Linked DNA regions of Homo sapiens: all the other regions are linked to region 4. The links are chromatin contacts, found by Hi-C or POLR2A ChIA-PET in ENCODE. All regions are on one chromosome and are shown on one strand. The core of a region is the stretch at or near the end of the contact, and the rest is flanking DNA. Distances in the headings are between cores, read along the strand shown. Region 1 overlaps SORL1 (sortilin related receptor 1). Region 2 has its middle 75 kb from the start of SC5D. Region 3 overlaps SORL1 (sortilin related receptor 1). Region 4 overlaps GRIK4 (glutamate ionotropic receptor kainate type subunit 4).

Region 1 (5,161 bases), core at 2,622-5,121, 760 kb after region 4:
TGACCTCGTGATTCACCCACCTTGGCCTCCCAAAATGCTGGGATTACAGGTGTGAGCCACCGTGCCTGGCCTTGGTGAAATTTTTAACTCTGTGCCCAGAGGCATTGGAAAGGCTGGTATGATCTGGTTGAGCCTGGAGGGCCCTGGGTTAAGAGCCACCTGTGGAGAAAGGCTAGCTTGGGGACTGTGGCTGGGAAGACTTTAATAGGTACCTGTGAGATAGCAAGCTATAGGGTTAAGGTCCCAGATAGTTAAGGACCCCATTTCTCTATTAGCCCAGGAGACACATGCGAGACAGTTCCACCTGTCTCTGCCCCAGGGACCTGGGGAGAAAGGCCAGTGCTGATCTGCCCAAGGATCTCAGCCAAGGAGCCCGAGATGGCAGGGAGTGGGGACAGAGCAGAGTGGGGTGAGTGTCCTGTGAAACCAGAAGTGTTTGGAAGGACTTGCATGCTTTGAACCTGTGCTCAATTAATTGAGTAACCTGAGACTCTGTACCTATGACTTACCTCATCTGTGTACATTTAGTTCCCTGAAATTCTCTCACTGAGTGGTTAAAAAAAAAAAAAATCTGCAGTTAACTGTGCACATGGTTTGCTGAATTTGGCAAGGTGTGCTGTTGGTGGTGGTGGTGATGGGTGGGCTGGAGGGGGACGGTTACTGCAGAAACAAGGCCTTCAATCTCTAGAGGAGAAAAATGAAGCAGTGGATGTGGAAAGTTGGTTAGAGGTGAAAGAGCTATCTAAACAGAGCTGGGGGAGTTTAGCTAGCAGACCAGAGCCTGTGGGACGTCCGCCTGTTGCCTCACCTCCTGGTAGCCCAGAGGGCATCTCCTATTACTGAGAAATTGGCCAAGCCATGGGTTTAATGCACTCCCCCTTCTCCATTAGTCTTGTTTATAGCTGCCCTCACAGGGTGGTGAAGAAGCCACTGGTAGGGTATAGAGGCCTTCGGTTCTGGGATGTAATGTTTACATGCTTTTCTCTTGGAGTTAGGAAAGTGCTAGAAAACAGTGTCGCCTCTGGGCTGGAGCCTTGGGACCTGGAGGTTGGGTTTCCCCAGGTTTCAGAGTTCGGCTGGGAATCAAGGAGAAAACTGCCTGTGAGTTTCAGTTAGGCAGGAGCTCCTAGCTTGACTCAGGCGTGCAGTGTTTTGTCATTTTATATATGTCATCGCTTGCTCTTAGGCCTTTCGCTAATGTTAATGTTCTATGTGGAGCCGTTTTGTGAGGAATGGCTTATTTTGGTTGAGAGGCATTTGGTAATGAAAAGAAATGATGTTTTAGTGCGTCGAAGTTTATGAAATGACATCCACAGGCTGCATCTCATTTGATTCTTACGACAATCTTGAAAAATGGGGAAGATAAGAATGATTATTCATCTCATTTCAGAGATGAGTATCTTGAAGCTTGAAAAGGTGAAGTGACTTACCCGTAGTTAGACAGGTGGTAAACCGGAGAGAACAAGACTCAAACCAACCCGCTAACTTGTTTCAGATTTATGCAGGCATATTTGTCTATCCTAAGTAATCTAGTGAAATTTTTGATCTCAAGCAGGGATCCACAGCTTTTTTGCAGTACTTTTTTTTCTCCACCTTTAAAACCTGGAGATCTCACATAATTCCACTTTCTCCTGGCCACACTGATCTTGTAATTTTTCAAACACAGCAAGTCTCAAGGCCCTTCTCCTTCCTGGCTTCTGCTCTGCCCTGCCTTAGGTCTGGGTCCATGTTCTCTGCCTCACTTTTCCATCCCCTTTTCCCTAACTCCTCCCTCTTCATCCTTATGGTGTCAGTACATAGGTCAGGTCTTCAGTGAAGCCTCACTCTCTCCCCGATATGAGGTTAGGTCCCCTGTGTAACAACAGTAATTCAATCATCATTCCTGGAATTAGTTGTTTAATGCGTGTTTTCCCTACTATATTCAGAGCTATGAGGCAGGACCTAGAATCGTGTTATTTTTCTTTCTTTTTTATTTTTTGAGACAGGGTCTAGCTCTGTCGCCCAGGCTGGAGTGCAGTGGCATGATCATAGCTCACTGCGGCCTCGATCTCTTGGGCACAAGCGATCCTCCCACCTCAGACTCCCTAGTAGCTGGGACTACAGGCATGCGCCACCAGGCCCGTCTAGTTTTTGTATTTTTTGTAGAGATGGGGTTGTGTCATGTTGTCTAGGCTGGTCTTGAACTCCTGGGCTCGAGGGATCCACCCGCCTTGGCCTCCCAAAGTGCTGGGATTGCAGATGTGAGTCTGCCATTTTACTAACACCTAGTATAGCATCTGGTATATAGTTAGTGCTTGATAAATACTTATTGACTGAACGCGGTGAGGGGCTATTCATGGTGAAGCTGCAGAGGGCAAGTCTGTGGTCTGGAACCATCCTGAAGAGCTGTGAGAAATGACTTTGGGCTCACAGGGAAATCCTCACGTAGGGCAAGTCCTGGCTTGGGGTGCGCTCTCTTGAGGGGGTATTTGCTGTGCTCACTCTGACTGTGTTTCCTGCACATGGCCGTGTGTTTTCAGGCAGTGAGAACCACCACATTGCCTTAAAGTCTGTCTCTGAGCTTAATCTCATTTGCAAAAGGTGGCATTTCATTTAATTGTTCTCTGAGATTCTTTCTGGCTTTGATATTTTCCTCATTTTTTTTTTGCCAACTGGTAAATTAAGGGGTGATATTATGTTCATGAGAAAGAGAGTTTTCCACAGTTTCTTTTTAGTAGGGAGCCCCTCCCAAAACAGCAAAGCATATTCGCTCATTGACAAAGTGGGTTCACCAGGACAGAGTGGCACACAGAGGTAAACAGTAGATAGGTTCTCGCTGCCAAGGATCAATCAGAAAGGGAAATAAGCTCTCTAAACTGATATTATAAGGCAGTGAGATTATGATTATCATCCTTTTAGCAAAGAGAAAGGAAAGGGCATATGTGTATTTTTCTCTGTAGAATGGTCATGGCTCCAGTGAAGGAGATAGTAGTGAATGCTAAGTTCTAGTCCAAGGTTATTCTCTCCTTGTTTCCTCATCTGGAAAATGGGCAGCCTGAATTCATCAGCAAAGTAGTTCAGGAGTTCTGTAGGTGAAGCATCTTGAGCAAACTCAAAAGTCAAGTGAGTGAGCTGAGATTCCATGAACTGGGCCTCTCTTCCGGGAGTGCTCGTAAACTAGATTTCAGCTTTCCTTCTGAGGTGAGCAGTCCAGGGAGGATAATAAGCCTGCTAAATATAGTGAGAACACAGTCTTGAAAGGGGACAGTGAGAGGCAATTTGCATACCTAGCATTTAAGCCATGCAAAGGGATGGTTTGGGAAAACCTTGTTCTCCTTGGACCTCAGGAGGCTGTCTTTGACTTCCTCAGTTTCGTCATATAGTTCAGGGGAGTGCCTGGCTCCTTCTGTCCTCACAGTTGAAGGACAGGATATTTGTTTTATGCTATATTGTAGAATTTTAAAAACGCTTCTTTGTATTTCACTGCTAGTGAAGCAGAGAAATGAATCAGACTGCCTTATTTGTCCTCCTTGTACTGCGTTTTGGGAGGAGGCTGTGTAGGAGTTGTGAGGACTGCAAGCTGTGGGAGTCTAGGACATCCTGATTTTTGGGTTTGACCAATTTGAAAGAGGTGTAGAGAGGGTACCTGTGACCCATTCTATTCAGTGGCCCCACCTCCTGCATAAGCCTCAACAACTATACAGATTTCGGTGGTTTTATTGGAAACTTCTCATCATTGGCTTAGACTTGCAACCCTAATTCCCCCAGAAGTGCTCTGTGTGAGCTAACAGGTAAGAAATGATTAAAGAGCCTACAGGGTGCCTGGCACCTAGCAGACCTCAGTGCCTACTTCATCCGCAAGTGAACGCATGAGTAATCAGTCCCTTCATCCAAGCCATTGACTTCCTCCCCTCTATTTATAACAACCCAGAACTTGAGGACTGGGTGGTAGCAGGTCCTTCCCCTCACTCTGAATAATAGGAGGTGAATCATTTCACCTCTCCGGGTTGCCAGGGCACGCAGGGGGCTGAGGGACAACACTTGTGGGGTGATATGGACTTGTTCGATGAAGATGCCGAGGCGAGTCAAGGTGTGGGTGGCATCCACTGTTGTGAGCTGGCGGTGGATGCTAGCCTTGGGCCTGCGGCTGTTTCTCCAGCTGGGGACAGGGAGGCCTGTGCGGATGCTGTGGCTCTGCAGATGCCGCTGACAGCACTTTGAAGGATTGGTTTGGCCAGAGACCCAGTCCACAGCCTGCCTCCTGTATGACTCATTCTAGCTGCATATTTTGGTAGCATGAGGGCTTGAGATGAGATAAAAGGAGCACTTCTTAAGAGTGGAAGCTCCTAGGTTCTTGATTAGCACTTGAGAAATATAATGTTCTCTGCAGGTCCTAGAGGCCTTAAAAAAATTTGAGTATATTTCACATTACATAAAATTAGCCATTTTAAAGTGAACAGTTCAGTGAACTTAATATCGCCGCAATGTTGTGCTACCATGATTTCCAAAACATTTCCATCGCTCTGAAATAAAACCCCTTACCCATTAAGCAGTGATTCCCTCCTCTCCAATCTCCCAGCCCCTCGTAACCACTAATCAGCTTTCTCTCCCTATGGATTTACCTATTCGGGACATTTCATATAAATGGTGTCATGCAATCATGCAATATGTGACCTTTTGTATCTGGCTTCTTTCACTTAGCATATTGTTTGTGAGGTTCAGCCACATTGTAGCATATATCATCAGTATATCCTAGAGTTTTAATGACCATCCCAAATCCCCAAAGACAAGCCCCCCCGCCAAAAATGGTACATCTTTCTAGCTACCGTCATTTAGTTCCAACTCCTGCCAGGAGGCAGGGGAATCAACTAGATTCATTGTTTCCCAAAGAAGCTGCATTAGAAATACCTGGGGTTGGGGTGTGTCTCCTTTTTTTTTTTTTGAGACGGAGTCTCGCTCTGTCGCCCAGGCTGGAGTGCAGTGGCATGATCTTGGCTTACTGCAACCTCTGCCTCCCAGATTCAAGCAATTCTCCTGCCTCAGCTTCCCGAGTAGCTGGGACTACAGGCACGTGCCACCGTGCCTGGCTAATTTTTTGTATTTTTAGTAGAGACGGTTTTTCACTGTGTTAGCCAGGTTGGTCTCCATCTCCTGACCTCGTGATCTGCCTGCCTTGGCCTCC
Region 2 (4,699 bases), core at 991-3,490, 660 kb after region 4:
AGAAGACAAGATCTAGCTCACTCCCTGCCCTGACAATCTCTGAACACAGGGCTGAGCAGATGGTAGCTCAGTTGGGGTTAGTTCTCACCCTCCATCCTTAGGAACAGGATGGGCTGAACATGCTTGCAGTGGGACGGGTCTGGGAAAACAAAGGACTGAAGATGACAGGAGGCCTGGTCGCCAGCCAGAGCTTTTCTCCAAAGATGCTGGCTCTTGCCCCTCACACCCAATCTCACCTCCACTCCGTAAGACACAGGGATGTAATGTCACCTGTCTGCTCCATTGGATGAGGTAGCTGAACTTCAGCTTCCTCATTAGTAAGGTAGAAATAGCAATAACTTGGCCGCTGAACAGTTGTGAAGATCAAATTGGCGTTAAAAATGCTTGGCCCAATGCCTGCCATCCAGTAGGAGCTCTGTAAACGGCAGTTGAAAGGCAGTATCTAGCTGGTTTTAAAAACACCTTCCTTGTCTTTGGAATTGTCAATCCTTTCATTCTGGGTCCCTCTTCCACTTCTTGGTGTACTTCCTCTGCTTATCTGCCATAAGGCCTCTTCTTTCATGTTGCCAAAAGCTCCCTCTTCTCAGTCCCTGACCAGGTCTGCTGTACCCACATCACCCCCTGTCCCCAAATCACCTCCTGCCCTTCTCTCTCTTCAGAATTCTGAACACTTGCTGAATTTGATCTTAAGTGCTAGAACTGTAGGGTTTCACATCAAGTGCATTTTAAAGAGACCACTTGTTAATTGAAACAAATGCCCGTTTAGTGGAATTGCAGGGCTGATGATCTCTGGCAGTAAAATAATATACAGTGCGCCAACAAGGTCGGGCAGAGGAGTGTTCATGACCCTTTTAATTGCACTGAGCAGACTGCACCATGCTTCTCAACCCTGCCCATGCTGCTAAATCATCCTGAGAACTCTTAAGAAAATACAGATTCCTTGGGTCCACCCCAGACTTTCTTACTCAGAATCTCTAGGGATGATGAGGAGGACAAAGACCCAGGTGACAACTTCACTTGCTTTAAAGGTTAAGCGGACGCAGGCTGCACAGCCTGGGATGAGAGCTGCTCTCCTTCCCTACCAAGTGCTGGGGTTGTACCCAGCAACTGGGTACCTCAACTTTGAGAGAATCCTGTCAGTACAAGCCTGGCGTCGTGGAGAACACCTTTCCCTCCTAGCTCGTCCTAGATCTCCAATGCCGCTGCCCTGGTGACGAGGAAACACCTTCTCCACTCCTACCCTCATCAGCACAGACTCCATTGCAGCTTCTGCCCCAACAAAACACATACAGGCAAGTCTTACTGAATGCATTATATATTTAAATAAGTGTTAGCGTCCATTATTTTACTGAATCATCGCAATTAAATGAGGTAATTACTATTATTATCCTCATTTTACAGATAAGAGAGTGAAGCCCAAATTAATTAATATACCTAAAGGCACATAGCTAGTAAGTGGTAGGATGTGAACCTAGGGTGGTTCAAATCCAGATTCCTAATTCTTAACCCCAGTGCTTGGTTGCCTTTACATTCTTAGCCACGCGGCCTCCACAAATTACTGCGTCTTCTTTGTACCAGAGGCAACTGTTATGTTGTGTTTTGGAATTCTCCACATTCTGCCCTCTGAGGGCTGGAGACGGATCAGCAGCTTGTAATCCATCAACAGCTTGGAGACTCTTTCTCTAGCAATAAAATCATAGCTCCCACTCCCTGCAGGAAGCCTTCAAGACACAGCTCTCGGGTTCTGTCTTCCCTGGCTCTTGAAACAAAGCCGTTGAAGTGGCTTCCTCCAGGCTCACAGCCAGGCAGTGGTCCACTTGCTTTCTTAATAGGATGGCTGGGGCCCTAATCCTCCAACACATCAATCAAATGGCAGTCAACTGGAACAGTTCATATAAGTAGACACTTTGTACTGTCCTTCCCTTGGTCTAGCCAAATTTGAACTCCTAAAAAGCTCTGAAAGAGGATGGTGCATATCAACTGTACTCAGAATGGTGCTTCTCAACCCTGGAAGCATTTTCAAGTTAACTGAGAAGCTTTTTCGAAAATATCAATGCCTGGGTCCTACTACCCAAGCCTTGAGACTTAATTAGACTGGAATGGAGCCAAGTACCCAGTGATTCTGAAAGCCCAGCTTTAGGACATTGCTGCGGGTCAGCTGCTACGAATATCTTCTAAACTTTGCAAGATGGTTTTCTGTCCCCCTTGGGAAATTTAAGTGGCCTTTTGCCAATGAGAAGGAGGTAACTGTTCATTTTAAAAGAAGCTACTTTCACTTTCCCTTCCACATGTGAGACAGAGAACCCCTGTGGACTGGTGTCTCATGAGAACAGAAACACTCCAGCTGAAACCAGAATGGTCTGCCTTGGTCGTCATGGCTGAAAGACCTGTACTGAGGGCGTGAAGCAGAACCCCCTTTATTAGCCAGAAGAATGAGTATAGAAATGGTAGGCTCTGGGGGCTGGATTCTGGTAATTGGTCCTATTGGATGGACTATCTTCGGACATTCCAGAAACAGAGCTGTCCCCAAAATCTTTAGAAAAAAAAAATGTTGTCACTCTCCCCTGTAATTCATTCCTTGGTCTCACAATACTTGGAATCCAACAATTTTTTTTTTCCCACACTTAATCCAAATGCATCCTGTTGCAATTAAACTTCAGTTGTCTTGCTTGTCCTTGTTTAAAACAAAGGACAGCTGTTCTCACTTGCACAAAGCTCTTGAGGACTGAGCAGAGGATGGTGATAGAGGTAAATACAGCATTGTCTGACCTTGGTTTTGAGTAAACGCTCAGGTAAAATTTTTCTCTCCCTCCAGTATCCTGAGGAGCTAAACAAAAGGGCATCTGAGTTGAAGGTCCTAGATTTAATTCCTGGAATGAATAATGGAGACTTGGGGTTATTTGTTACTGTTGTTCATCTCCAGTTTCTTCATTTATAAAGTTGAATAAAATTGTATTAAGGAAAAGCCACATCTAATGAAAAAATCATCCTCATTTGCATTCATTTTCACTGCTCCTCCATCCACCTCCCACCACCAATAGCTGCACCTGAATTTCCTGAACCAAAAGGAAGGAAAGATGAAGCCAGTGTGTGAGCTGACTGTTTTCTGTAACCTACAGAAACTAGAACAATGTGAGCAGCACAAGGCTGTTGCATTGAAGGTCTGGGAATTTTTTCCAAGAGACAAGTTTGGATTGTTTGTGGGTTGATGAACTGAACAGAGGTAGTTATCTGAGAATCTTAGGGGACTTACCTCAAGTGTCATGTTTCTGTTGGTTTGTGACTGTGCAGTCTGTGTTAACTGCTTTGCCGTCGTTCCCAGGACTTGGAAGGAAAAAAAAAATCCAACCTGCTTGGTGGCTAATCATTTGAAGAGAAGTCTGCAGTCTGTTAGGCAGAATGTCTCACTTCTTTCCCCCTCTGCCCTATTGCCATGCTATTGAGCTGTGTGTCTCTTTCCAGTTTTCCCCGTTGGGCTAGCTCTGTTTTCAATGTTGTCTTCGGCAAATTACCAAAATAGAATTTATGATTCATTGACCCAAATTATGTTCCCACTGACAATATCTGCAGAAATTCTGTTCAACAATAGCTTGCTGACTTTACAGAAAACACACATCACTCCCTGGAGTTCACCCGCCCCAAGAAGACCAACAAAAAAGCAAATTAAATCTTATCTCCTCGGAAGTCCTTGATGAAGAACATCCTGGTCTTGGCAATTCACTGCATATTTTCAAAAAGCGTTCAGAAAGCAAGATTGTTAGGGTTTTCTGTGAATTGCAGTTTAATCCCGAGGCATATATGAGAGACCACTCTGTATGAACAGCAACCTTTTATTTTCCCCTAAACCACAATGCTGACATTAAGATCCTAGACTTACTCTGTGTTCTGAGCACCTTAAGGCATCACAGGCATTTATCTCAGTGGGTAATTATCAATCGAGGCAAATGACGAGACAAGCGTCAATCATTTTGGGAAGTTTATTTGCCAAAGTTAAGGACTCACACTCTGGAGACAGGTCTATGCCTTTTCTCTGAAGATAATTCTGAGGGCTTCAAATTTAAAGGAGAAAGGGCAGGATATTGAGAAATACACAATTTTCATGTAGGAGGGGGGTGGGGGAAAATAGTCATTCATGCCTTTGTCTTGCTCAGTGAATCTGCATTTTTACATAAAATAACATAGATAATAAGGCAGAGGAAACGATCAGATCTGCCTTTGTGTCAGGTGGGCAGAAAGGATGACTTTGAGTTCCGTCCTATGTGGCCCTGCACCTGTGAAGATAAGCCATCGATTTGCATTGTCCTGGTGAATTTTAACAGAAATGCTTTGGGGTGAAGATCTTGGAGGCCACAAGGAATTTCCCTGTGGGCAAAGTATGAAGGAGGTGTGTAGCTTTTCATCTTGTAGTCATCTTATTTGGGAACCAAAATGGGAGGCAGGTTTTCATGGCCCAGTTCTCAGCTTGATTTTTCCCTTTGGCTTAGTGAGTTTGAGGTCACAAGATTTCTTTTCCTTTCACATCCTCCACCCCCAGCTTTTCTTTAAAATCTTTTGGAGAAAGCATTTTTAGAAGGAAAATGTGTCTCTGATCTCAGGTTGCTTTTCCCTTTTTCTTTATTTTTTGAGCTGGTTCCTCATCACTAGGATGGTTTACTCCTACAAATTCAGGTCCTATGTTGCTAGGAAGGCTCCTTCCTAG
Region 3 (5,184 bases), core at 477-2,976, 870 kb after region 4:
AAATTCCAAGAGAAGGGGAAGAAAGCTACTCCATATTTCCCATTAGAATGCCTTTGATTATCCAAATATGAGACCAATCATCGCATGTCCTTGATGCAGTTTGCCAAACTATACATTTTTTTTCTGTAAGGAATTTTAATTGCTTGCTTTAAAGTAGTCATGGGGCAGAAAAATTTCTCAGAGTATTGAGAAAATCTTCATAACTCATTTGCTTGATAGATAGAATATATATGGATATATATAACTATGTATATAAAAACATACCTATAGATATATTGAATCTGTATGTTTTAATTCTGTGTAGACACAGTCCATTAAGGAGTTCTGTGTGTAATTAGTATTTTATAATGTTGATGTACTGTATTCACTACCCAATAGACTCAACTGGTATTGTGGTTATCCTTCTTAAAGCATTGTATCTGCTTCTAAATATTTCTTCCAGCCTCCTCCTCTCTTTTGATTTTAACTAAAAGAGGAAAGCAAGAGGCTAGTATGGGACATTTCCTTCCCTGTAGACACGTGTGCTTGGCATTCCTCCTCCCCCTTTACCATCATGTTACTTGTTGTGGGAAGTCCGGGACCCCGAACGGAGGGACCAGCTGAAGCCATGGCAGAAGAACGTGGATTGTGAAGATTTTATGGACATTTATTAGTTCCCCAAATTAATACTTTTATAATTTCTTATGCCTGTCTTTACTGCAGTCTCTGAACATAAATTGTGAAGATTTCACGGACACTTATCACTTCCCCAATCAATACCCTTGTGATTTCCTATGCCTGTCTTTACTTTAATCTCTTAATCCCGTCATCTTCGTAAGCTGAGGAGGATGTATGTCGCCTCAGGACCCTGTGATGATTGCATTAACTGCACAAATTGTAGAGCATGTGTGTTTGAACAATATGAAATCTGGGCACCTTGAAAAAAGAACAGGATAACAGCAATGTTCAGGGAACAAGACAGATAACCTTAAACTCTGACTGCCGGTGAGCCGGGCGGAACAGAGCCACATTTCTCTTCTTTCAAAAGGAAATGGGAGAAATATCGCTGAATTCTTTTTCCCAGCAAGGAACATCCCTGAGAAAGAGAATGCGTCCCTGAGGGTAGGCTTCTAAAATGGCCGCTTCGAGGGGCGGCCATCTTTTATGGTCGAAGCTGTAGGGATGAAATAAACCCCAGTCTCCTGTAGTGCTCCTAGGCTTATTAGGATGAGGAAATTCCTGCCTAATAAATTTTGGTCAGACTGGTTGTCTGCTCTCAAACTCTGTCTCCTGATAAGATGTTATCAGTGACAATGCGTGCCCAAAACTTCATTAGCAATTTTAATTTCGCCCCGTCCTGTGGTCCTGTGATCTTGCCCTGCCTCCATTTGCCTTGTGATATTCTATTACCTTGTGAAGCACATGATCTCTGTGACCCACACCTTATTCGTACACTCCCTCCCCTTTTGAAATCACTAATAAAAACTTGGTGGTTTTACGGCTCAGGGGGCATCACGGAACCTGCCGACATGTGATGTCTCCCCAGACACCCAGCTTTAAAATTTCTCTCTTTTTTTACGCTGTCCCTTTATTTCTCAGACCGGCCGACACTTAGGGAAAATAGAAAAGAACCTATGTGAAATATCGGGGGTGAATTTCACCCGATATCTGGCTGAATTTCCCCCGATAGTTACTAAAGGGAGGGAAACTCAAAAGAGAAAGACCTGTGGTCCAGCAGTAAGAATAATATTGGTTTCATTTCCTCCCCTGCCGCACTCTGATGGGTAGAGAACACCTGTCTTCGCAACCAGTATCGCTGCAGCAACGGGAACTGTATCAACAGCATTTGGTGGTGTGACTTTGACAACGACTGTGGAGACATGAGCGATGAGAGAAACTGCCGTGAGTCTTCTGGATTGGACGTTAAGCACTTACCATTACTCAGAAGCCTGGTTGGCTCTTCCCAGGCTGAGGGCCTAAGGTCTAGGGCGAGGGCCACCCATGATTGGTGATGCCCATCTAAGTTGATGGGGCTTAGATGACAGAGAAAACATATTTCCATACACAGGTAGATATTAGATATATAGGATTAATATTATATACATAATATTTTTTTAACCACCCCAGAAGTACCACTCGTTACAAGAGATTTATAAATAAACGTCACATGGCTGAAACTGAATTGATTTGGCAATCTGGGCTCTAATCTTGGCTGTGGCTCTGTAATAAAGCTGGTGACTTGGGGCGAGTAAACAGGTGATATTCTTTGATTTGGAAATTCAATATTCAGCCTTTTTAGGGATGGGAAATGAGTATTTACTCCAGTTGGTTGATGTTGGCTACCTACCAGGCTCAAGAGAGATTGTTTTCATTGGTTAGTAATGCATAGCTTGGCCTACAGTGTGGGGCCATTGGTGTACATGCCATGTAAGTGTCATCTTTAGGCTGTATAATTTTTAAGATCTGACTTCTAAAGTATAAGACTGTGGTTAGCAGAAGTTAAAACCAAACAACCACAAATAACAGATAGTTTATTAACCATGAATTTTCACTATCTTTTCTTCACTTAATTTTTAATAGCTTCGACATTATCTTATAAGGAGATGATTTGCCCTTTTGTCAGTCATGCACTCACTCAACAAGCAGTTGCTATACACCCTGTGTTCCAGGCTCTGTGCTGGGCCTGCATATATATTGCCGATCAAGGCAGAAACGGAGTTCACAGTCTGAAGTAGGAGTCAGAAAAATAGGCAGTTACAGTAGAGTGACGGGCACTGCGATGCGGAAGTGTCATATGCATGTAGGATGGGCACCCAAAGCAAACTTGGGCAGGCCCTAGCAAAGAGCTCTGGAGAGTGTCTGGGGTGAACCAAGCAGAGGTGGAGGGAATCAATTCACAGGCAAGGGAGCAGCATGTGGGGAAGCTGGCATGGCCAGGAAACTGGTTTGAGTTATGGAGAATGGGCATGGGCACAGGGGCCAAGGTGAAGTTAGATGAGTGGGCAGCGCCCAGGACAGCAAGGGCTTTGTGGACTTTATCGGAGAAGCAGTTGGGAACCACTGATGTCATGTGATGAAAGTTCATCTTTGGAAGGATAAGTAGTGGGCAGAATGCGTTTGATGGAGAGAGACCAGAAGCAGGAACCAAGTCAGAGGCTTCTCTTTTATATATTTTACCTTTGGCAACCCAGGGGCTCATTTACCCATTTGTACTGTAAGAACAGATTAATGGGAAGCTCTAGATACTCATTTAGCCAGTCATCCGTGGGGCCTGTGCCCGGCTCCCCTGCCACTTCACCCAGAAAGCAACTTGTGAAATATCCAGCTCATTAAACACATCTGGGCCCTGCAATCCTATAGACTCCCCCTTTTGGCTGATAGAGGGTTATTTACAAAGCCTTTCCTTAATCGTTTTCCCTTGGATTCAGAGGGTGCCTTTCACACCGAGGGAGTAGAGCTTATTTGCTGAATGGCAGATTTGGGAAAGCACTAGCCTCTCTGTGTCTTTTCTGCAAAAAATAAGGCCTATAAAGCCTCCTTTATCAGAGTTGCAGGAAGGTGTGATATTTGTGGGGGAATAGCCAAAGCTCTTTAAAAACATTAATGCTTATTAACAGCATTGAAGCAGATAATGGAAAGGAGTTTATTACATATCTGGGTGGGATAGAAGATGCTTCTTAGAATTAACAAGTTACAAGGAAATTGCCCAGACATAATTAGGCACAGTGGAAGCAGGGAGATACAAACCAGATGACCTCATATCCAAGAGTGAGGGACACAGGTGGCAGAGCATTCCTCCTTGTGCCCTTGGGCTTGGTTTCTACTAAATGGACAAGCTGAATCTTGTATTGGCTCCGAGTTTTGAGAGGAATGAAGACCTGCATCTTTTGGGAGGCACCTGCTGCCTCCAATGGCTTCCTCCCACCCAGCCCCTGAGCTCTGTTGCAGACTGCACAGTTGTGCATGAAGGATGGAGCTGGCCCTGCCCTCCTCCCAGCTTGGCGTGAATGTCAGCTGGGATTCACTTTCCAGAGACCCCGAGACCTACTTTCTGCTCCGTCGTCTCCCTGTTTCACCTGGCTCAGGTCTACACATGTCAGATGGAGCTGAGGCGTGGAGAGGAGGAACCAGAAGGATTTAAAACTCAGAGACTGGGAGTCAAGAGAGAGGGGCTTATCTGTGCCTGCATGTGTGTCTCCCTCATCAAGGAGGTTGCGTGTGGAGGAGAGAGGTTCCCTGTTTCTAAGCAGGGCTGCAGGAGCTGGACCGCAGTGACTGAGTACTGCCATGTGGGGAGTTAAGTGAGGCACCCTGCCAGCTGCCAGGGAGCAGTGGAGGAGGGGGGACACCGGGATGCAGGAGGGTGTTGTCAGTGGGTTTCCCTCCCTCTTACACAGATTCCTCTAGCTGGGTGACTGTCAGGCACTCAGGGTTTTGACGCGAATCCCTGCAGTCTTGTCATTTTGCATTCATCCCCTGCCTCCCACCACGAGCTCAATTACAGAGAAGAAATGGAGCCTCAAATAAGAGCTGCCAGGATGTCTAACGGCAGCATTGCTATTTGGCATTTCGTGCACGACAACCCCTCCCCCGTGCCAGCATTCTGTTCTGCCACATTTTACCTCCTGGGTCAGCCTTTCACTCTCCTGAGAGCAGCCTGCCTTCCCCTCGCCTTTCCTGGAGGGTGTTTCACGGGGTGCCAGGGATTGTGCTTAAGCACAGGAAATATCTACTTAGGAGAGGAAGAAAAATCTAATTCTGTATCCATTCTAATGCCAGAAGGACATGAGGAATGATGAGGAAGAGAAGTGACATTTGTTTAGAGCCCATTATATTTACATCCTATTTAATAGGCTCTGGTTCCAAACTTGTTCCCTGGTTTATCTTCATAATAATGCTACCAAGTAAAGGCAGGTTAAGTAAGTTGTAGGTTGCAGACTCAATTCAAATCTAGTCTTTCTGGCTGGGCGTGGTGGCTCATGCCTGTAATCCTAGCACTTTGGGAGGCTGAGGCAGGCAGATCACTTGAGGCCAGGAGTTCAAGACCATCCTGGCCAACATGGCAAAACCCCATCTGTACTAAAAATACAAAAATTAACTGGGGCTGGTGGTGGGTGCCTGTAATCCCAGCTACTCAGGAGGCTGAGGCTGGAGAAATCGCTTGAACCTGGGAGGCGGAGGTTGCAGTGAGCCGAGATTGCGCCA
Region 4 (4,862 bases), core at 456-2,955:
GTTACATGCTGTGTAGGCTTGTAGCCTAGGAGCAATACGCTGTTTCATGTAGCCTAGGTGTAGGAGGCTATACCATCTAGGTTTGTGTAAGTCACTCTGTGATGTTCACACAATGACTAAATCACCAAACAAAGCATTTCTCAGACCGTATCCCATTGTTAAGCAATACAGAACTGTACAATACGGTTTTATTAACTTTAATCTTCATTTTGTACACTAGATCTCTAAACTTGTTCTTCCTATATCTCTGCTATTTTGTGTCCTTTGACCTGTATCTCTCCAATTCCTACCCCTCTACCATGCCCACTCATAATAACCATTGCTTCCTTCTCTGTGAGTTTGAGCTCCTTTTCTAATATTCCACATTTAAGTGAGATCATGCAATATTTCTCTTTCTGTGTCTAGCTTATTTCACTTGGCATAATTTCCTCTAGGTTCATTCAGGTTGTGGCAAATGGCAGGATCTCCTTTTTAAGGGTGAGTAGTATGCCATTGTGTACACATACCACATCCTCTTTATCCACTCATCCGTTGATAGACACTTAGGTTGTTTCTATATCTTGGCTAATGTGAATAATGCTGGAGTGAACATAGGAGTGTGGATATATTTACAAGGTGATTCCATCTCCTGTGTGTATATACCCAGAAGAGGGATTGCTGCGTCATATGGTAGTTCTATTTTTAATTTCTTTAGGAACCTCCATATTGTTTTCTGACTTAGATTTTAAAGGGATCACTCCAGTTGCTGCATTGAGAATAGGCTGAAGGGAGATCCATTTAGGAGGCTCTTGCAGTAATCCAGGTGAGAGAGGTTGCTGGCTTGTCCAGGATGCAGCAGTAAAGGTGGTAAGAAAGGTTGGAATTCTGGATAGATTTTGAAGGTAAAGCCAACAGAATTTCTTGATGGTCTGGATATGAGATGTGTATGTGTAAGAGAGACAGATCAAGGGTGATTCCAAGCTTTTTTTTTTTTTTTTTTTTTTTGAGATGGAGCTTCACTCTGTTGCCAGGCTGGAGTGCAGTGGTGCGATACCGGCTCACTGCAATCTCTGCCTCCCAGGTTCAAGCAATTGTCTTGCCTCAGCCACCCGAGTAGCTGGGACTACAGGTGCACGCCACCACGCCTGGCTAATTTTTGTATTTTTAGTAGAGATGGGGTTTCACCATGTTGGCCAGGATGGCCTCGATCTCTTCACCTTGTGATCCGCAGGCCTCGGCCTCCCAAAGTGCTGGGATTACAGGCGTGAGCCACTGCGCCTGGCGACTCCAAGGTTTTTACCTTGGTACTTACGAGGGTAGAGTTGGCATTTGCTGCAGTAGGGAAGGAGGTTGGGCTGGTTTAGGGGTAAGAGGTGTCTGAGCCGAATCTTGGTATGCCAAATGTGAGATGCCTGTTAGACAACCTGTGGAGATGCAGGGTGGCAGCTAGAATGTGAGTCTAGAGTTCAAGTGACAGAATTCTACTGGAAACGTAAATTTGGGAGTAATCAATATACAGATTGTACTTAAAGCCACGAGACTGGGTTTGTACAGACAGAGAAGAGGACAAGGACAGAGCTCGGGGGTGCTTTGAACTGAAGAGGTCAGAGGGATGCAGAGGAGCCCATAGAGGAGGATGAGAAGCAGCAACCAAGGGGCAGGAGGAAAGCTGGGTCAGCATGGTCTCCTGGAAGCCAAGGGAAGAAGTGATCAGTGTCACAAACCTCTTGAGAGGCCCAGGGAGACGAGGACTGACAGGTGGGCTCACTGCTCTGGAGATTTTTGTTTCACTTTGTTTTTAATGCTCCACATTAAAACAATATCCCATGGGTCATGGCCTGAGGACGTTTCTATCTGAGTAGAGCTTGAGGCTTCAGCCCTGCAGAAAGCAGGAAGGAAGATGTATTTGTATCGAAAAGAAAAAAGGAAGTTACCAGCACACTTTTAAGTTCACTGTCTTGTTTTATTTCCATAAGTCCTTTTAGGGGAGTATTTGTAGTGCTTTGCCCAATTTAAGATGAAGAAAATGAGGTGCAAAAAAGCAACATAGCTGCCTTTAGTTCAGAGGCTTTGAAATCAGTGTTGGTCAATAGAACTTTCTCGATGATGGCAATGTTCTGTATCTGCTTTGTCCAGCATTGAATCTGTGGGCTACCTGTGGCTACTGAGCACTTGAAATGTGACTTTTTGGCTAGTTTTTAAATTGCATTTGACTTAAATTCATCTAAATTTAAATATAAAGAGCCATCTGTGGCAAGTGGCTACCTTAATGGACAGAACAATTCTAAGTGGTCATATTTACACTAGATTTAAACCTGGGTGTTCTGATCCAAGGCCTGGGGTCTTTCAACCTACCCTCTGCTTCCCAAGAAGGTAGCATAATGTTCTAAAGGGGGCTGGATTGGCTTGAGGTGATGAGTCTTGGAGGGTGGATTTGGAGAAGGAGATAATGTATGTGACCTAGGCGTGGTCTAAAGTTCTAGGGTTTATTAGCCAGTTTACAAGCTCTCTAAAGTCTCCTGAAGCCTGTTTCTTCCACTGTCAGCCCAACCCAGGCTGTAAGGTTGGGCTTACAGGAGTAAGGGTGAGGACCCAGGAGTAAGGGTGAGGACAGGAGGGTATATCTAGTATATGTACCACTTATAAATCCTACCGTCTGTCAATTTCCTTCATGAAACTTCCCCTGTCCACTCAGCCGTATCTCCTGAGCAGCAAATCATTTAAATTCCTTTGAAATACTGTTACTTAAACTTGTTTTTGGACACTTAGATTGTACCTATTATTACCATTACTATTTCGGTTGTGTCTGTGTGCTGCTTTCTGAATCTCTTTATAAACTCCTGGAGGCAGGTGAATTATGTCCTGTTTCCTATACATGGTAGGTACAGGATGGGGTGGTATAAAGAGCACTCGTCTTGATCATCTTTGGTAGCACTAAAGCCAAGAATGATGCTTACAAAATTGTGGGACCTCAACAGATGTCTGTTTAATAACTGAATGGCTAAACTTAGAACCACATAGTTTTAGTTTAGATTTCTGAGTTTCCGTTCACTAGCTTTGTTGCCAAAGGCGAAAAACGAAACTCTTTGAAACCCAATTTGCTCATCTGTCAATTTGTTCATCTATCAAAAGCAGTGTATTTCTTGTGTTCTCGTGAGGGTCAAATGAGATAATAACCATAGAAGTTTTTGCACAGTGCCTGGCACATAGTAGGTGCTTATTTATTAAGTGTTAATGTTTCTTTACTTTTCTTATGATGATATATATGCGGTTTATTCTTCACTAGACTGTGGTCTTATGGCAAATGGGGATTGTATTTTACTCACTGTTGTCCTCCATAGCACTCACACAGTGCCCTGAGCATATTAGGTTCTTAGGAAGAGCTATTGGATTTATTGCTTGCTGGATACCTCTGGTCGCAGCTCAGGAGATGCAGCTGAATGAGACATGACCCAGGGCCAACAGGGAACATTTGGGAGTGCCCAAGCTTAGAGCAGTCACAGCCTCTATCTCAGCTTCGAAGCCTGCACGTAATTTACAGTCTCATTCCTTCTGTTTCTCAAGTGGCCATTTAAATTCTTTAGATTGCAGGGCTGTCATAGATAATTCCTCTACTAGAATGTAAGCTCTGTGAGGATAGACATTTTTGCTTGCTGTTGTGTCTAGAACAGGGCTGGGGCATGGTATGTGGTCGGTAAATGTCAGATGAAGGAATGAACACAGGTGGGGCATGGGAAGCAATATTGTACAACATAACTCTGCAAACTTTTTTTTTTTTTTGTAAAGGACCAAAGAGTAGGTACTTTAGACTTGTATACTATAGTATCTCTGTTGAGATTATTAACCTCTGCCATTCTAGCTCAAATGGAGTCACAAACAACATATAAACAAATGAGCAGGTCTATGTTCCAAAAAATGTACTTTACAAAAACAGGTGGCATGTGGTTTTCCAGTTGTCCCAGAACCATTTGTTGAATAGACTGTTCTTTCCCTAGTGAATAGTCTTAGCACTCTTGCCAAAGATTAATTGGCCATAGATGTTTCAGTTTTTTCTGGACTCTCAATTCTATTCCATTGACTGTATGACTATCCTATGCCAATAACACACTGTTTTGATTACTGTAGCTTTGTAGTTAGTTTTGAAATCAGGTACTGTGAATCCTCCAGTTTTGTTTGTCTTTTTCAATGTTGTTTTGGCTGTTCATAGAGTCCCTTGCAATTGTATATGAGTTTGAGAATCAGCTTTTCCATTTCTTTCTTTTCTTTTTTTTTTTTTTTTGAGATGGAGTTTCACTGTTGTCTTGCAGGCTGGAGTGCAGTGGCACAATCTCGGCTCACTACTGCCTCCTGGGTTCAGGCAGTTTTTCTGCCTCAGCCTCCCAGGTAGCTGGGATTACAGGTGCCTGCCACCTTGCCCAGCTAATTTTTGTATTTTTAGTAGAGACAAGGTTTCACCATGTTGGCCAGGCTGGTCTCGAACTCCTGACCTCAGGTGATTTGCCCACCTTGGACTCCCAAATTGTTGGGATTACAGGTGTGAGCCACTGCACCTCGCCCAGCTTTTCCATTTCTATAAAAAGCCACTAGAATTTTGATAAGGATTGCATGGAATCTGTAGATCGCTTTGGGGAGTATCGCCATCAAAACAATATTAAGTCTTCCAATCCATGAAAACGAAATGTCTTTTCATTTAATTGAGTCGTCTTTAATTTCTTTCAGCAATATTTTGTAGTTCTTAGTGTACAAGTCTTTTACCTCCTTAGTTAAATTTATTCCTAGGTATTTTGTTCTTTTTAACGCTATCGTAAATGGAAATATTTCTTAATTTCTTTTTCAGATTGTCCGTTGCTGGTATCTAGAAACTCAACTGATTTTGGCACATT

The links. Hi-C counts contacts between places; a loop is a spot of excess contacts on that map. ChIA-PET counts read pairs that join two places held with the same protein, here RNA polymerase II (POLR2A). Pooled maps may share reads with other maps.
Region 1: a map with no recorded cell type shows a loop between it and region 4 (4-fold over the local background). The contact joins two enhancer-like sites. A Hi-C loop is called at or near these places in 2 of 37 single-sample maps with no recorded cell type and 2 of 50 pooled maps. POLR2A ChIA-PET finds 5 or more read pairs at or near these places in 1 of 52 experiments (OCI-LY7).
Region 2: a loop to region 4 is called in a map with no recorded cell type, with 4 times the contacts of the local background. The contact joins two enhancer-like sites. A Hi-C loop is called at or near these places in 3 of 37 single-sample maps with no recorded cell type and 2 of 50 pooled maps.
Region 3: a pooled map shows a loop between it and region 4 (5-fold over the local background). The contact joins two enhancer-like sites. A Hi-C loop is called at or near these places in 5 of 37 single-sample maps with no recorded cell type and 2 of 50 pooled maps.

The regions. Positions count from the first base shown.
Region 1 is chr11:121,460,625-121,465,785 of GRCh38, forward strand. The region is part of intron 1 of SORL1 (sortilin related receptor 1); the gene reads left to right. Among named protein-coding and RNA genes, the nearest start is that of SORL1-AS1, 10 kb to the left of the region's middle. RefSeq lists an enhancer at 5,144-5,161. Within about 2 kb of position 3,872, at least 29 of the 41 ENCODE cell types and tissues checked have a DNase peak (open chromatin) inside an H3K27ac peak, as active enhancers do; they include OCI-LY7, where a contact is called at or near this core.
Region 2 is chr11:121,365,396-121,370,094 of GRCh38, forward strand. No RefSeq gene overlaps it. Among named protein-coding and RNA genes, the nearest start is that of SC5D, 75 kb to the left of the region's middle. RefSeq lists enhancers at 2,061-2,160, 2,201-2,300. Within about 2 kb of position 2,241, at least 7 of the 41 ENCODE cell types and tissues checked have a DNase peak (open chromatin) inside an H3K27ac peak, as active enhancers do.
Region 3 is chr11:121,568,390-121,573,573 of GRCh38, forward strand. SORL1 (sortilin related receptor 1) reads left to right here. Exons shown (of 48, transcript NM_003105.6): 23 at 1,768-1,881. Among named protein-coding and RNA genes, the nearest start is that of SORL1-AS1, 120 kb to the left of the region's middle. RefSeq lists enhancers at 1,565-1,614, 1,725-1,894, 2,355-2,856, 2,857-3,356. Within about 2 kb of position 1,727, at least 3 of the 41 ENCODE cell types and tissues checked have a DNase peak (open chromatin) inside an H3K27ac peak, as active enhancers do.
Region 4 is chr11:120,700,991-120,705,852 of GRCh38, forward strand. The region is part of intron 3 of GRIK4 (glutamate ionotropic receptor kainate type subunit 4); the gene reads left to right. Among named protein-coding and RNA genes, the nearest start is that of GRIK4, 190 kb to the left of the region's middle. Within about 2 kb of position 1,706, at least 3 of the 41 ENCODE cell types and tissues checked have a DNase peak (open chromatin) inside an H3K27ac peak, as active enhancers do; they include OCI-LY7, where a contact is called at or near this core.